Linked DNA regions of Homo sapiens: region 2 is linked to region 1. A link is an interaction called in ENCODE POLR2A ChIA-PET data of the cell type or tissue named here. Cell type or tissue: B cell. All regions are shown on one strand.

Evidence for each region. Peaks named below come from ENCODE experiments on the same cell type or tissue, not always from the same donor. Only the 100,000 strongest peaks of a DNase experiment are listed, where the experiment ranks them.
Region 2: POLR2A ChIA-PET joins it to region 1 with 6 read pairs; 4 of 35 experiments call an interaction of 5 or more read pairs at or near these places.

The regions. Positions count from the first base shown.
Region 1 is chr19:2,291,551-2,294,050 of GRCh38, reverse strand. It overlaps LINGO3 (leucine rich repeat and Ig domain containing 3), which reads left to right. Exons shown (of 2, transcript NM_001101391.3): 2 at 2,229-2,500. The coding sequence starts at 2,275. Among named protein-coding and RNA genes, the nearest start is that of PEAK3, 11 kb to the right of the region's middle. In B cell, no CTCF peak of the experiment used is centred here; no DNase peak of the experiment used is centred here; H3K4me3 peaks cover 320 bases; H3K27ac peaks cover 426 bases.
Region 2 is chr19:2,018,280-2,020,779 of GRCh38, reverse strand. All of the region lies in intron 2 of LOC107985278 (a long non-coding RNA gene), which reads left to right. Among named protein-coding and RNA genes, the nearest start is that of BTBD2, 3.8 kb to the right of the region's middle. In B cell, a CTCF peak has its summit at 1,010; DNase peaks (open chromatin) are centred at 1,009 and 1,852.

The DNA.
Region 1 (2,500 bases):
TGAGACAGTCTCACTCTGTTGCCCAGTGGCTAGAGCGCAGTGGCACGATCACAGCTCACTGAAGCCTCAACTCCTGGGATCAAGCGATCCTCCCACCCCAGATTCCCCTAGTTAGGACTATAGATGCGCGCCACCACGCCAGGCTAACTTTTGTATTTTTAGTTGAGACGGGGGTTCCCCATGTTGCCCAGGCTGGTCTCGAACTCCTGACCTCAGGTGATCCACCCACCTCGGCCTCCCAAAATGCTGGATTTACAGGCGTGAGCCACCGCGCCCGGCCTTGAACATTTGCGGGAACACAGTTCCACCTACAACAGGGTCTGAGATCAAATGTCATCTCCCTGTCTGTGGATGGGCCTGTCCTGGACATTTCATAGAAATGAGATCACACGGACGGGCGCGGTGGCTCACACCTGTAATCCCAGCACTTTGGGAGGCCAAGGCCGGTGGATTACCCGAGGTCAGGAGTTCAAGACCAGCCTGGCCAACATGGCAAAACCCCATCTGTACTAAAACTACAAAAATTAGCTGGGCATGGTGGCGGGTGCCTGTAGTCCCAGCTACTCAGGAGGCTGAGGCAGGAGAATCACTTAAACCCTGGGGAGGGGGAGCTTGCAGTGAGCTGAGATCGCACCACTGCATTCCAGCCTGGGCCAGAGTGAGACTCTGTCTCCAAAAAAAAAAAAAGGCCAGGCGCGGTGGCTCACTCCTGTAATCCCAGCACTTTGGGAGGCCAAGGAGGGTGGATCACGAGGTCAGGAGATCGAGACCATCCTGGCTAACACGGTGAAATCCCGTCTCTACTAAAAACACAAAAAATTAGCCAGGCGTGGTGGCTGGCACCTGTAGCCCCAGTTACTCGGGAGGCTGAGGCAGGAGAATGGCGTGAACCCGGGAGGCAGAGCTTGCAGTGAGGTGAGATTGTGCCACCGCACTCCAGCCTGGGTGACAGAGCAAGACTCCGTCTCAAAAAGAAAGAAAGAAAGAAACGGGGTCATACAGTGTGGCCTTTTGTGTCGCGTCTCTCACTGAGCATGGCGTCCTCAAGGTGCATCCCCACCGTGGCCTGGGTCAGAGCCTCACTCCTTTTCATGGCTGAGTCGTGTTCGTGTGTGGGTGGCTGCACGGTGCTGACCCATCCATTCCTTGGGGCACATTCCAGCCTTTTCCACTGTTTGGCTGTTACAGATGCGGCTGTGAATGTTCCCAGGTTTTCCGTGCGCTGTGTGTTCCATTCTCTTATGCAAAGACACCCAGGAGCGGGTGGGCGCGGTGGCTCACACCTGTAATCCCAGCACTTTGGGAGGCGGAGGCAGGTGGATCACCTGAGGTCAGGAGTTTGAGACCAACCTGGCCAATATGGTAAAACCCCGTCTCTACTAAAAATACAAAAATTAGCCGGACGTGGTGGCGGGCACCTGTAATCCCAGCTACTCAGGAGGCTGAGGCAGGAGAATTGCTTGAACCCGGGAGGTGGAGGTTTCAGTGAGCCGAGATCAAGCCACTGCACTCCAGCCTGGATGACAGAGTGAGCCTCCATCTCAAACAGACAAACAAACACAAACAAAACAAAACAAAAAAACCCAGGAGATTGGAATTGCAGCCACACGGTGGATCAATGCTGCTTTTTTTTTTTTTTTTTTTTTTTTTTGAGACAGGGTTTTTTGCTCTATCTCCCAGGCTGGAGTGCAGTGGCACGATCACAGCTCACTGTGGCCTCAACCCCCTGGGCTCAAGCAATCCTCCTGGCTCAGCCTCCTGAGTAGCTGGGACCACAGGTGCAGGCCACCATGCCTGGGTAAACTTTTCAATATTTCACAATTACTTGAAAACCAGCTAATTTTTAATTTTTTTTTTTTTAAGAGACAGGGGTCTCACCGTGTTGCCCAGGCTGGAGTGCAGTGGCACAAGCATATCTCACTGCAGCCTCCACCTCCTGGGCCCAAGCCATCCTCCTGCCTCAGCCTCCTGAGTAGCTGGGACCACAGGCCTACACCACCACATGCGGCTCATCTTTTATTTTTTTGTAGAGATGGGAGTCTTGCTATGTTGTGCAGGCTGGTCTCGAACTCTTGAACTCAAGCAATTCTTCCATCTCAGCCTCCCAAAATGCTGGGTTTACAGGAGCGAGCCGCCGTGCTGGGACGGGTTAGGGGCGGGCTGGCGGCAGAGGCGCCGCGGAGGGGTGCTAACGGTGCTAACGCTGCCCGCTCCCCGCCCGCCCGCAGGTGCGCAGGAGGATGGTGGCGCGGCCCTAGGCCCACGCTCCGCACCATGACCTGCTGGCTGTGCGTCCTGAGCCTGCCCCTGCTCCTGCTGCCCGCGGCGCCGCCCCCGGCTGGAGGCTGCCCGGCCCGCTGCGAGTGCACCGTGCAGACCCGCGCGGTGGCCTGCACGCGCCGCCGCCTGACCGCCGTGCCCGACGGCATCCCGGCCGAGACCCGCCTGCTGGAGCTCAGCCGCAACCGCATCCGCTGCCTGAACCCGGGCGACCTGGCCG
Region 2 (2,500 bases), 270 kb after region 1:
GAGTGAGTCCCAGTGTTGGCTGGCGCAGTGGCTCACGCCTGTAATCCCAGAACTTTGGGAGGCCGAGGTGGCTGGATCACGAGGTCAGGAGTTCAAGATCAGCCTGGCCAAGATGGTGAAACCCCGTCTCTACTAAAAATACAAAAATTAGCCGGGTGTGGTGGTGGGCACCCGTAATCCCAGCTACTTGGGAGGCTGAAGCAGGAGAATCGCTTGAACCTGGGAGGCGGAGGTTGCAGTTTGCTAAGACCACACCACTGCACTTCAGCCTGGGCAACAGAGCGAGAGACTTTTTTTTTTTTTTGAGACAGAGTCTTGCTCTGTTGCCCAGGCTGGAGTGCAGTGGCATGATCTCAGCTCACTGCAAGCTCCGCCTCCTGAGTTCTTGATATTCTCCTGCCTCAGCCTCCCGAGTAGCTGGGACTACAGGCGCCCACCACCACGCCCGGCTAATATTTTGTATTTTTAGTAGAGACGGGGTTTCACCGTGTTAGCCAGGATGGTCTTGAACACCGTCTCCCGGGTTCAAGCGATTCTCCTGCTTCAGCCTCTCAAAGTGCTAGGATTACAGGTGTGAGCCACCACGCCTGGCCGCGAGAGACTCTTTAAAAAAAAAAAAATTAGTCATGGTGGTGCGCGCCTGTGGTCCCAGCTACTCAGGAGGCTGAGGCGGGAGGATCACTTGAGCCCAGGAGGTGGAGGCTGCAGTGAGCTGTGACCGCACCATTGCAGTCCAGCCCTGGAAGATAGAGCGAGACTTTGCAGAAAAAAGAAGGAAGGAAGGAAGGAAGGAAGGAAAAAAGAAAGAAAGAAAGGAACAAGAAAGAAAGCAAGCCAGCCAAAGAAAGAAAGCCAGCCAGCCTGAGTGTCCTGGAGTCAGAGAAGAGGAAAGGGGACCGTGGGAGGGAAGAAATGACATCCCACCCTCCTGGCCAAGGATGGTTCTATTATGTGAACTGCACACTTCTCTGGAAATGAATGGAAATCCAGCAATCAGCTTGGTGACGAGCGCCCTCTAGACGCCATCACCGCATAGACAGGGCTGGGATTGGTTCCAGAAACCCGGGGAAAACTCAAAAACGCTCAAAACGCACTGCCAGGGGCAGGTGTTGGCTCAATAGCCAGCAAAAAAAAAAAAAAAAAAAAAAAAAAAAAAAAAAGCACTGACAAAGGACAAAAAGGCTCCGCAAGCTTCCCTTGCCAGCCCTAGGGCTGAGGTGGACTCATGTTTCTGCCTTCATAGATAATCTCCATCCGTAATATGTTTAGGTCTAGTGAGAGGTATGGTTTACTTACAGCGAATGCACAAATCTTAAGCGTAGTTTGGTTAATTTAGGCAAATGCATGAACCTGTATCACTCACACCCCTCTCAAAATCACATGGGCCGGGTGCGGTGGCTCCCGCCTGTAATCCCAGTATTTTGGGAGGCCAAGATGGGCAGATCAGGAGGTCAGGAGATCGAGACCATCCTGGCTAACACGGTGAAACTCCGTCTCTACTAAAAATACAAAAAAATTAGCCGGGCGTGGTGGCAGGCGCCTGTAGTCCCAGCTACTTGGGAGGCTGAGGCAGAAGAATGGTGTTAACCCGGGAGGCAGAGCTTGCAGTGAGCCGAGATCGCGCCACTGCACTCCAGCTTGGGCGACAGAGCAAGACTCTGTCTCAAGAAAAAAAAAAAAAAAAAAAAAATCTCCACATGGCCGAGTGGTTCACACCTGTAATCCCAGCGTTTTGGGAGGCCTAGCGAGAAGATTGCTTGAGCCTAGGAGTTCATGAGCAGCCTGGGCGACAAAGTGAGATCCCGTGTGTGTGTGTGCCTGTGTGTGCGCGCACGCGTGCGTGTGTGTTAGGCAGGGCCTCACTTTGTCGCCCAGGCTGGAGTGCAGTGGCACAATCTCAGCCTCCCCAGCTGTAGCCATCCTCCCACTTCAGCCTCCCAAAAGCTGGGACTACCGGCACACACCAGAACACCTTGTTAATTTTGTATTTTTTTGTGGAGACAGGGTTTCACTATGTTGGCCAGGCTGGTCTCGAACTCCTGAACTCAAGTAATCTGCCTGCCTCGGCCTCCGAAAGTGCTGGGATTACAGGCGTGAGCTACCATGGCTGGCCTACAGCTCTTTAAAAAAAAAAAAGTCCAGGCGCGGTGGCTCACATCTGTAATCCCAGCACTTTAGGAGGCCGAGGTGGGCGGATCACGAGGTCAGGAGATAGAGACCATCCTGGCTAACACGATGAAACCCCGACTCTACTAAAAATACAAAAAAAAAAAAAAAATTAGCCGGGCATGGTGGCAGGCGCCTGTAGTCCCAGCTACTCGGGGGGCTGAGGCAGGAGAATGGCATGAACCTGGAAGGCAGAGCTTACAGTGAGCCGAGATTGCACCACTGCACTCTGGCCTGGGTGGCAGAACGAGACTCCATCTCAAAAAAAAAAAAAAAAAAAAAAAAAAAAAAAATCGTGAACATCTCAGCATTCCGTAAAGTTCACCCTTTCCTC